3 separate regions of the Homo sapiens genome follow, and all the other regions are linked to region 3. The links are chromatin contacts, found by Hi-C or POLR2A ChIA-PET in ENCODE. All regions are on one chromosome and are shown on one strand. Each heading gives the region's core, a stretch centred on a gene start or an enhancer-like site at or near the end of the contact. The rest is flanking DNA. Distances are from core to core; before and after follow the strand shown. Region 1 holds the start of LIMA1 (LIM domain and actin binding 1). Region 2 holds the start of RACGAP1 (Rac GTPase activating protein 1). Region 3 holds the start of SPATS2 (spermatogenesis associated serine rich 2).

Region 1 (3,922 bases), core at 156-2,655, 920 kb after region 3:
TGCCTTCTTTCACGCCAACTCTATAATTTTTTGAAGATCTATCTAAAACGTGATCATCCTGCACCCAGGTTATACCTCTACAGGAACTTAGAACATGTTGTTAGGGGTCATGTTCTTTTGTGTCTACATCATACCTCAGAAGAAAGGATTGGTGTTATTTCATGGCTCCTGAAATATTTAGCATTTGTGAATAGTATTGGTAACCAAGCAGATAAAAGGTACTGTGTTAAACCATTTAAATCAAGAGCAAAAGAAAGAATACTTAATGCAAAAGAAAACCTCTCCCCAAAATGGGCATTGCCTTAAAAACTGATAACTCCCTAATTACCTTTGACTAACCTGAAAAGTCAAGTCAATTGAACCATCTGGATTAGGCAGATCTGGATTAGGCAGACTTATCTTTTATTTTTATTTATTTATTTATTTTTTTGTAGAGACAAGGGTCTCGCTAAGTTGCCTTGGCTGGTCTCAAACACCTGGGCTCAAGCGATCCTCCCGCCTCAGTTTCCCAAAGTGTTGGGATTATAGGCGTGAGCCACTGCGCCCGTCCAAGGCAGACTTTTGAAAGCTGGAATTAGGTGCAAGACAATAGTAGTTCAAATATCTCTCACCAGGATCAGCTAAACCGTTCTTGCAAGCATCAGTAAGGAGGCTAGGAAGGGTGCCAGATGGTTCGTTCCTAGCAGCTACAACTTCAAGCTTTAGTATGTGTAGCCAGGGGTGTACAATTACCTTACATTAACACCAACATATGTCGGGGGCAAGTGCCAGCGATATATACACGATAGCGATTCGGGGATGACACATCGGCTGCAAGGACTGCTATATTCTCAACATTCCTCAAAAGGGTGTAAGTGTCTTAAACAGAGTTCAGCTGGCGTAATGGAAGGGAGAAAAAATCGAAAAGAGAGGGAATGGCTGAAAATGAAGGAAAAAGAACAGTTGAATATTACAGTATTTCCCTGGAAGGAGGGTATTTGGAGTTTTAATGAATTGTCACCTTCCTCCACCACACCAGAAAGTATACAGTTAGAATGCAGTGTTCTCGGTGGGAGAGGACGGGGTATTTGCAGCTCCCGCCCTTGGGCAGCAAAGGCTCAGCCCGACATAAGCACTCCCCACCCAGCGCAGGCCCCAGAAGTGAGGAAAGAACGGAGGATCAGCGTCCCTCGACCCCTTATCTCGAGGGGGAGGGACTCACACTCCTTGCACTCCCCCCGCCCCAAAAGTCGAAGGAGAAAGAGGGTGTGGAGAGAAGCCGGGGTCTTCCCGCACTCTCCGGTTGTGGAGAGAGAAGGCCCTTACCTGGCTAAAAGCCGCCTTTCCTCTGCGCTGCTACCAGCCCTGTCACAGGTCCCGGCGCTCTACCTAGCGCACCTGTCGCGACCAAGCTGCTAACACCTACTGCTCCTGCGGCCCCGCCCCGGACCCCGCCCACCGCCGCGGGGGCGCGCACGCCAGACAGCCTCCCGTGCGGCCTCGGGCTGAGCGTGCGCGCCACCGGCTACGTGCCCAGCGCTCGCGTCTGCTCCAGTCGCTCTGGCGGTGCGGGGCGCTGGCGACGGGACAGGGTTTTTGCTGCCCGGGGCCTAGTCTACCTCGGCACGCTTTTCTCTGAAGGAGACACGCACTTGCACGACGTGGGCCTCTGTGCAGCTCTACTTTGTCCTTAACTCCTCTGACTCAACGTTATCGCAGTTTGACTCTGGAGCCACTCAGGTTTTTCCTAAGCTCAACTCTAGCCAGCTAGGTTCCTGGTGCTTTGGGGGTAAGTTGTGTGCAGGGAGGGTGTTTTACAGGAGGCTGTGTGGTGTAGTGGAAAAAGCTGAATTAAGTACATTAATCCTGAAAACGGTTTGACAAGGGCAGATGACGTCCAAGTTCTCCAACAGCTGTTTTTACTCCTCCATTCAGAATAGGAGCTGTGCTAATGGTTTGGAGACCGTCAATTGGCCTAGCACTTGGCCATCCTGCCCCCAAATTCTTGTCCCAGTTCCGTGCCAGCTGCATGATGCCTTTTGATAGTATCCTTCTTTCCTGTACCTCAAGCATAGTAGGGTTTCAGACCACAAGTTTTCTGAAGCTTTTCGGAATTCATGCAGCTTGATGCGTTATTAGTAGGGGCTGCTCGTGGGAAAACGCTTGTAATTACACTTCCTCAAGAAGTTAATGAAAATGTGTGAGAAGAGAGATTTCCAACAGGTGATGAATATGCCAGCCAGTTATTCCCTTCTTCCTTCAAATATCCAGCCTAGACTGATTTCTGGATAGGTATTGTAGAAATAAAAATTTCAGACAAAACAAACTTAGATTTTGAATCGGACAACAGTCAGAACCAAAAGAGGCTCAGACACCCCTGCTCTAGCTGCCCAGGCATCAAACTTTATAGGCTGAACACGAAAGTAAAGAAATTTGATTGGCTACAGCTAAGCGTTTGCCTTATTTGGGTATGGTCACATGGGAGGTCCCTAATTATATAACCACTTGGCTGGTTGTCTGTTTGTGATTGGTTGAAACTCCATTCAAAATCAGGTACAAGGGGCCGGGCGCGGTGGCTCACACCTGTAATCCCAGCACTTTGGGAGGCTGAGGCAGGCGGATCCCCTGAGGTTAGGAGTTCGAGACCAGCCTAGCCAACATGGCGAAGCACCGTCTCCACTAAAAATACAAAAATTAGCCGGACGTGGTGGTAAGTGCCTGTAATCCCAGCTACTCGGGAGGCTGAGGCACGAGAATGACTTGAACCCGGGAAGTGGAGATTGCAGTGAGCAGAGATCTCGCCACTGCACTCCAGCCTGGATGAGAGAACGAGACTCCATCTCAAAAAAACAAAACAAACAAAAGGTGCAAGGAATACCTCTAAATTTTGGGTTGCTTTCTGGGTACAAAAACAACTCCAAACTAATGGCCTGCTACTTATTTTGCATTAACAGTATCAAGTATCAAGACTCCAGCAAAAGTGGCAGACAGCATGGGAATGCTAAAGAGCATACAATATCAATACAGGATAGTACTCCAGAAAATACGTTACCCTGCATGTGGCGTTCCCTCAATAGATGTCTCCCCTCCCCCCAATTTTTTTTAGCTCTGTGCTTTAGTGGATACAAAAATTACTTGCTTTCCCAAAGCCTCCTTTTGAAGATAGAGCTAGCATTAGGTTGATTGCTAAATTTTCAGGGATTTTATGAGCCAGGTCATAAGCACAACCATTATTAGAAATCAAATTATATAAGCTACAATTAAATTATCTTAAAAATAAAAGTAATAGGCCAGGCATGTTGAGTCACATTTGTAATCCCAGTGCTTTGGGAGGCTAAGGCGGGAAGATGGCTTGAGGCTAGAAGTTTGATGTTGCAGTGAGCTATGATCACACCACTGCACTCCAGCCTGGGCAACAGAGTGAGACCCTATTTCTAAAAAAAAATTTTTAAATATAATAAATATTAAAAACTCATCACTTTGTAGTTTTTTTCTTCATTTTACTAATAATTCTGCTCTTGAGGTTATTTGTCCATTGTATTCCCTGTGGAAATACTACATATGTTGTATGCATCTCTTCCCAACTCTATTCAGAAATGTCACATTGGTAGCACGAAATTGGCTGTAAGGGGAGTATTTACACCATGGAAATGGGCAAATGCAGCAAGTCAGGGCGTGATTTATTGTTTTGTTGATTTTTCTAGACCATATGTTAGCAAACCTTTTGTGTAAACAGCCAAATAGTAAATATTTTAGGCTTTGTGGGACTTATAGTCTCTGTCACAGCTACTCAGCTCTCACTGTAGTGCCAAATGTGCCAAAGTAGCCATAGACAATACTTAAAGAATGGGCATGGGCCAGGTGCAGTGGCTCACACCTGTAATCCCAGCACTTTGGGAGGCCCAGGCAGGGATCACTTGAGGCCAGGAGTTAGAGACTAGCC
Region 2 (3,668 bases), core at 242-2,741, 660 kb after region 3:
TACAAAAAATTAGCCGGGCGTGGTGACGGGCCCCTATAGTCCCAGCTACTCGGGAGGCTGAGGCAGGAGAATGGCGTGAATCCGGGAGGCGGAGCTTGCAGTGAGCCGAGATCGCGCCACTGCACTCCAGCCTGGGCGACACAGCGAGACTCCGTCTCAAAAAAAAAAAAGAAATCAGTATATCAAAAAGACCCCTGCATTGATATATTTATCACAGCAGAATTTACAGTAGCAAAGATACGGTATCAACCTAAGTGTTCATCAACGAAGGATTGGATAAAGAAAATGTAATATATAGACAGACATACACCACAGAATACTACTCAGCCATAAAAAAGAATGAAATCACGTCTTTTGCAGCAACATGGATAGAACTGGAGGCCATTATCCTCAGTGAAATAACTCAGAATGTCAAATACCGCATGTTCTCACTTATAAGTGAAAGCTAATCAATGGGTACACAGACATACAGAGTGGAATAATACACACTGGAGAATACAAAAGATGGGAAGGTGGAGGGGGCTGAGGGTTGAAAAACTACGTATTGGGTACAATGTTCACTATTTGAGTGATGGGGACACTAAGAGACCAGACCTCACCACGACGCGATATATGCATGTAAGAAATCTGCACTTGTACCCCCTAAATATACAAAAATTTTTTTAAGTCCCCTCCAAAAGATAAATACTTATTGAATGATTAAGCTACAGGAAAGGCGCCTTCTCTAAACACCTACAATAACTCGGAAAGCTTATTTACCCGACACATTAGAAAGATAATGCTTTCTTAAAAAAAAAAAGGGCTTATCTACCCACCTACCCCCACTTTCCGACACACACCTCTCGGCCTACGGATGAAATCCTGTGAAGAGAAATGTACGTGAAAGTGTACAAGTAAGGCCTCGTTGTTACTGAGGGTAAGAATCAGGATGAGAAGGACAAGATGTCATTGCCTTGCCTTGCCTCCCTAGACATACGAGACCCACGAAGTAGAGGGGCTCCACTGCAGGCCGCCCGGGCCTCTCAAACACCAGGGCTCTTCCCTTCGAAAACGATGGGGTGTCACTCCAACCACTCTTAAACTCGTATCTGACTGAGAGACTCTTGTTTAGGATGACTCCTGCCCTGGTCCAGCCACCACCTCAAAAAGACGCCCCCGGCTTTCCACAAAACCCGGCGCCAAGACAGAAGCCCCCGACCCTCCCAGGCCGCGTCCATTCGACCTGCCACGACCCCCACCCCAGAAAAGCCCGAGTGGAGAGGCTGTGGCTGCCAGCCTGTCCCGCTGTCCCGCTGTCCCGGACCCCCGCGGCGGCCACGGCTCACCACACGAACACTCTGCTTCCTATCACAATCCAGCGGCAGACGCACCTGGTCTGGCACCCCCACTACTCACTTCAGTCAGCCTGGCCCCACCTGGGCCACCCTTCACTTCGCTCCGCGCCTCACCCAACGGCAGAGCAGCGCCGCGCCCACAGCTCCGGTTTGAAAACCTTCACCAACCAATCACAGAGAAATTTATTCCTCCCGCGCCGTCCCTCTACGGTGTGACGTACGCGTCAGGGCCACGCGGAGGTGACGGGAACGGGAATGAGCATGCGCATTCTGACAAAGCGAAGCCAAAGGTGGCCATTTTGACTAATGTCAACGGTTTTTCGGTTTTTTTTGTTTTTTTTTGCGGTGCCCTTTCCGGAAGTCATTCAGGATGCCATATTGACTAAGGGCAAGTGGTACTTCCTGAATGCGAATTATTCTTGGTCTCACTGTCTGCGGGACTAGGGCCCTTGGAAACGATTAACTGAACAATGTCAGCTCTCACAGTAGAATCAGAAGAATACCAGGAGTTAGAACAGCAGTTAGTTTCAAGCACATTCACTGAGCTATATTATCCCTTCCATTGATGTATCCATTCAGACTTTTATTTGACACACATTGAATGAGCCCACATCATCACAAGCACTCCACTGGGAATCGGAAAAATAAAGATGGTATGGTCTCTACTGTCCAGTAGCTACGAATGGAGGCGATAGCTCTAGAAAACAAAAATAAATACAAAATGAAAATAAAATACTATAATTCCATTTAATAAACGTTATTTAGAACTTGGCATTGTGCTAGCACAGGAGCTTTCATGCTTTTTAAAAACTCTGGACCCACAGTGAGAAATACATTTTACGTTGCAACCGGGTAATGAAAACTCTGCTCATCCTTACTACATGCAAAGTACCCAGAACTCACTACTCAACAACGCATGGCTACCCGCAATTTGGAAAAATACTGGCTGGAGCATACAAGAAGCGCTGTGGTTTAAAGGAAAGATCACTTACTGTCACATTGGTCCTTAATTTAAAAAAAAAAAAAGAAAAGAAAGATCACAGATTTGGGGGAGGGAGATTAGGGAGATGTTGGTCAAGAGATATAAAATTTCAGTTAGAGGAAAATTTAGATCTATTGTACAACACAGTGACTGTAGTTAATAACAAAGTATAATGCATTTGAAAATTGCTAAGAGTAGATCTTAAATGCTCTCACCACACACCTCAATAAAGTATGTGAGGTAATGGATATATTAATTCGCTTGATTTAGTCATTCCACAGTGTATACATACATCAAAACATCACCATAAATATATAAAATTGTATTTTATCCAAAAATCACATCACAAATTTTGTAACCCGAAAATTTGACTCCACTTTTATTTTAGAGACAGGGTCTTACTCTGTCACGCAGGCTGGAGTGCAGTGGCACAATTATAGCTCACTGCAAATATGAACTCCTACACTCAAGGGATCCTCCCTCATACCTAGGACTACAGGCACATGATCAAGGTAATTCTTTTGCTTGTTTGTTTATCTTTTGTAGAGAAGGGTCTCACTATGTTGTCCAGGCTAGTCTTGAACTCCTGGCCTTAGGTGATCCTCCCACCTGAGCCTCCCAAAGCACTGGGATTACAGACAGTAGCACTCCACCTGGCCTTGAACAATAGCAGGCGTTCGGCTGACCCACCCATATTATCACTTTTTAATACTTCTGTACTTCACTTCCTCCAAGTATAATGTAGAAATAATAATCCCATCTCTATCTCACAGGTTTATTCCCAGATCGACTGAGACACAGTGTGGTACACTATCAAAGTTTATACTTGGTAAACTGCAATACAGATTATTATTAATATTATTAAGAAAGGGATGAAGAAAGAAAATATGAACTGTGCATTTGTTATCCCATTTAATCCTCCTAACAACCTTTCAAGGTCAGGAGCATTCATTGATTGCATTAGCCTGTGCCTGCTTAGATACCTATAATAAAATGAAATAAGTAGTAGGACAAAGACATGTATAAAGTACTTTAGGAGCACAGACAAGGAAGCAATTAATCCTATCTGGGGAGTGGGAGTGTTAAAAAAGCCTGCAGAGACTGATCTGAGCTGGGTCTTGTGTGAATAGGAATTTACAGGAGAGAAGGGAATGGAAAATTACTGGCAATAGGAAGATCATGTGACCTCTGAAGAATGAGGCAAGCATATATTTAATAAATACACAAGGCCAGGCACAGTGGCTCATGCCTGTAATCCCAGCACTTTGGGAAGCCGAGGCGGGTGGATCGTGAGGTCAGGAGTTCGAGACCAGCCTGGCCAACATAGTGAAACCGCATCTCTACTAAAAATA
Region 3 (4,035 bases), core at 995-3,494:
TGCAAGAATTAGTCACTCATTCCTTTCTGTTCCTAAACCACTTTGTACTTTTCTGCTTCAACACTATGTTATTATAGTCATTTAATAACTTATATTTGTTTTTTGTAGAGATGGGGGACCTTGTTATGTTGCTCAGGCTGGTCTCAAACTCCTGGGCTCAAGCAATCCTCCCACCTTGGCCTCTCAAAGTGTTGGGATTACAGGCATAAGCTGCTGCAACTGGCCTATTTAATAACTTTATCCTCCTTTGGAACTGGATACTCTCCTTGGGGTAATGATTTTTTTTATTCTTCTTTGTAAATGTTCGAATACCTAGAACAATACCCACCATCATTGAGTAGGTGCCAATTTAGTGAATGAAAAGAAAGCAGACATTTGGATAATTTGCTTCTATTTGAATTTTTGAATGAAGATTGAATAGTAAGGAACATATAGTCCAGTGCCGTACCTAGCTGGATGACTTCGTCTTCTGCTTATCTAGATCAGTAAATCATATGGTTGGAGTAGATGAGACATTACTAACCACAGGTCATTGGACTCCAGGCGATTTTTGAGCCCTTACCTCAAGCAACGTTAAAAACCACAAGGATCAGATGGCTTGGCAAAGCTCTACTATACTACTCAGTTACATGTACTGTGATTGCAATAACATACGTGGAAACCAAAATGACATGTGCCTGTGGTGTCTAGCTATACACTGACACACACTCTCCAGCTTGTTGGTGCCTTTTCAGAGCCCCTTTGCTTGGCCTCAAAAGGTAAGATGAGGACAAATTCTAATATATATATATATTTTTTGAGATGGAGGGTGGAGTGCAGTGGTGCAATCCCGGCTCACTGCAACCTCCGACTCCTGGGTTCAGGTTATTCTCCTGCCTCAGCCTCCCGAGTAGCTGAGATTACAGGCGTGTGCCACCACATCCGGCTAATTTTTGTATTTTTTGTAGAGACGGGGTTTCACTATGTTAGCCAGGCTGGTCTCGAACTCCTGACCTCAAGTCATCCGCCCGCCTCGGCCTCTCAGAAGTGCTGGGATTACAGACGTGAGCCACCGCGCCCGGCCCCAGATTCTAATAAATATTTTCAATGCTGACTGTCTAAATCCCTCTGGCCCCTCTTAATAGACCCCTGACCAGTCGACACTGAGGTAAGTGCTTTATGCATGCAGAAAGGGTGCACAAATACTAGTTAGTTCCAGCACCAGGGAGGTTGGGAGTCTGGCGTCGAAGAGAGTATTTAACAGAAAAGATTCGAAGGGCGGCGGGACCGACCACCGCCGCGTAGAGGGGCTATGCTGACAGCTGGGTAGATCAGAAACCCGACTGACGATCCCGAGGTCATTCTTCCCGCGCCCCCACCGGCCTCTGCGCTCTCTCAGGAGGCAGAGCGACCGCGCGGTCCGGAGGCCCCAGCGTTTCCCGTCGTTGGCGACTCTGAAATTGCCTTTTGGAACAAAACTTGGGTCGGGAAGGAGGCGAAGGGGAAAGCGGTGTGAAGTCCTCGGTACGGAAGAGTGAGCGGCGCTGTACCCGGCGGCCAGAGAAAAAGCTTCCCAACCCGGACATTGAGCAAAAGCCCCGCGCTCGACTCCCCTAGCGGCGCCCGCGTTCGGCCACCTCCGGGGGAGTTTCGGCTCTTTCCGTCAGTTCAGCTCGGGCCCTCCGTTCCCGGCGCGCGCCGGGTCCCTAACCGATGCCGCCGGGTACGAGCTGTGCTGCACGCGGACGCGAGCTCGCGTCCCACCCGTTTTCCCCTTCCATCTACTTTGTCCCCAACCCTCTCCCCGAGTCTCTTCCTTTCCCCGGTAATTCCCAGTCTCCGGTGGCGCGCGAGCCTGCGGACGGTGCGAGACGCGAGGGACCGGGCCCCGAGAAGAGCGGTAACCCGACTGGTCGGAGCCCGCCTCTCGCCGCCCCGCGCCTCTCCCCGATCTTCTCGGTCTCCGGTGCGCGGGCCGTCTCGCCGCTCGAGCCGCGCTCGCGCACCCGTTGGCTGCCACAGCCTCGAGCTTGGCGCGCCGGATTCGCGCCGGCGCGAGTACGCGCCCTGAGCTCTGGCTGGCTGGCTGGCGCGCACGCGCCCGAGAGGGCTCCGGGGCGGGGCGAGCCGCTGCCTGGGCGAGGGTCGGGGTGATCTGCTGGATCTCCGGCAGCATCCTGCAGTCCGGCCCAGGAGAGAAGTGGGGAGGCGGCGGTGGGGGCGGGGCGGCGTCCGGCTCTGAGAGAGCTGGGGGAGGAGCGCGGCGGCGACGGCGGCGGTGGCTCTAGAAGGGGAGGTGGAGGATCTCCTTTCCTCTTCTCAGACCCGGGAGCGTCCGGGACGCGGAGCCCGGAGCTGGGGCGACGAGGCGATTGCGGGGGCCTGGGCTAGGTGAGGCTAAGGGTGCTGGGTGGCGGGGTTGGCGGGGGCTCAGAGGGCGCCGAGGTGCGGGGAGCGGGTTGAGGGAGGAAAAAGAGGGAGGGGGTAGTTGGGGGCGGGGGGACGGGAAGGAGGGGGATGTGAGCCCTTAGAGGCCCGAAGTGCCCAGAGGGTGGAAGGTTCCTGGGGTCTGTGGGGCGGGTGAAACACCCGCGTCGGAGTTGGGGAGTTTCCAGACGGATAGGCCGGGGAAACAATGGAGTGTGGGGGGGACTCTGGCGTGAGCGTGTGTGGGGTATTGGATTTTAAGAAACAACGAGCGAGATAGAACGAAAGAATAGGATCATTTGGGATGAGAAGTACAATGAATTAGGAATGCAGTAGGGATGCGTAAGGTCACCTCCGTGGCTGTGCGAGGTCCTTAGCATTCGGGGGCAATAATGAGATTTGAAAATAAGGGAGAGAAGGGCGTTCTTGGAATTGAAGGGGGAGACGAAATGGAAAATCAGGCGAACAGACGCAGAGACATAAAATAGATGTGGTTAGGACTTGGATTAAAGCAGAAAGGTAGATTCAGTCAGTTTTGGACTACAGTGATATTTTTCTCATAATTCATCCAGAATGATTAGGTTCTTTTAGAAAGTGGATCTTTCTCAAGCTTGTCCCTCTGTTAAGGAGTACAAGCCGTTCTTTAAATAATTTGATTATCGCTTGTCCATTTTATTGATAAAACATGCCTGTGATATTTACTTCCCCTCTGTTTAGCAGGCTACTGTTCCTAATTTACCTACGGTTAATGAAGCAGGAGAGGACAGATCACCAAAAATATCTTGCTTTAAGTTAGGTCAGTGATAATGCAGATTTCAGTGTTTTGGAGAGAACCAAAAGCTTGGTTGTTTGTTTTCAGTTTGACCAAAAGGTGATGGATAAAATTAAGTTACCTGTACTTTGTTAGAATTGCAATTTCTCACTGAGAAATGTTCTTGTGCCATCTGCTACTGGTTTTGTGTTTGTGGGAGAGAGTTGGGGTTCTGCCTTAAATTATTTCTTGATGTTAACTTCAAATAGGCTGCCTCATACCTTCCAGTTTCAATTAAGGTGATTTGGGAATATTGATTATGATGTTTGCATTTCCTTAATATTTGGATTTCCAGACCAAATTTGTGATTGTACTAGATAGAAAATTGCCGATTTTGAAATTGTAATGACCATTGTGTGCTCCTAAGTAGTCCATGTTAAGCCTTTTATTTGTTGGGCATTAAGTTTTGCTGACTCATCTAAGATTTATGGACATTAATCAGTTTGTATTTCTCAGCTAGGTCTTGGATGGTAGCATTTAGGTTACTTTACAAAGGTCCAAAAATAATGATTTAAATTGTTACTTTTCTTAGATGTTATGAAAATTGAACAAAGCAAGAAATGAGTGCAGTGTTCTCATTAGTGACAATGTGCCTCTTTTTTTTTTTTTTTTTTTTTTTGAGATGGAGTCTTGCTCTGTTGCCCAGGCTAGAGTGCAGTGGCGTGATCTCGGCTCACTGCAACCTCCATCTCCCGGGTTCAAGCGACCCCAGCCTCCCAAGTAGCTGGAATTACAGGTGCCCGCCAGCACGCCTGGCTAATTTTTGTATTTTTAGTAGAGACGGGGGTTTCACCATCTTGGCCAGGCTGGTCTCGAAC

The links. Hi-C counts contacts between places; a loop is a spot of excess contacts on that map. ChIA-PET counts read pairs that join two places held with the same protein, here RNA polymerase II (POLR2A). Pooled maps may share reads with other maps.
Region 1: a pooled map shows a loop between it and region 3 (11-fold over the local background). The contact joins the promoter of LIMA1 here to the promoter of SPATS2 in region 3. A Hi-C loop is called at or near these places in 5 of 50 pooled maps.
Region 2: a map of naive thymus-derived CD4-positive, alpha-beta T cell shows a loop between it and region 3 (32-fold over the local background). The contact joins the promoter of RACGAP1 here to the promoter of SPATS2 in region 3. A Hi-C loop is called at or near these places in 1 of 168 maps with a recorded cell type or tissue (naive thymus-derived CD4-positive, alpha-beta T cell) and 7 of 50 pooled maps. POLR2A ChIA-PET finds 5 or more read pairs at or near these places in 1 of 52 experiments (activated CD4-positive, alpha-beta T cell).

Annotation. Positions count from the first base shown.
Region 1 is chr12:50,282,115-50,286,036 of GRCh38, forward strand. LIMA1 (LIM domain and actin binding 1) reads right to left here and starts at 1,406. Exons shown (of 11, transcript NM_016357.5): 1 at 1,306-1,406. LOC107984505 (a long non-coding RNA gene) reads left to right here and starts at 1,507. Exons shown (of 2, transcript XR_001749144.2): 1 at 1,507-1,768. RefSeq lists a silencer at 1,317-1,626.
Region 2 is chr12:50,024,003-50,027,670 of GRCh38, forward strand. RACGAP1 (Rac GTPase activating protein 1) reads right to left here and starts at 1,492. Exons shown (of 17, transcript NM_001319999.2): 1 at 1,396-1,492. RefSeq lists enhancers at 1,355-1,444, 3,304-3,598.
Region 3 is chr12:49,365,218-49,369,252 of GRCh38, forward strand. It overlaps SPATS2 (spermatogenesis associated serine rich 2), which reads left to right and starts at 2,245. Exons shown (of 14, transcript NM_023071.4): 1 at 2,245-2,370. RefSeq lists an enhancer at 1,325-1,584 and silencers at 1,875-2,354, 2,375-2,424, 2,455-2,524.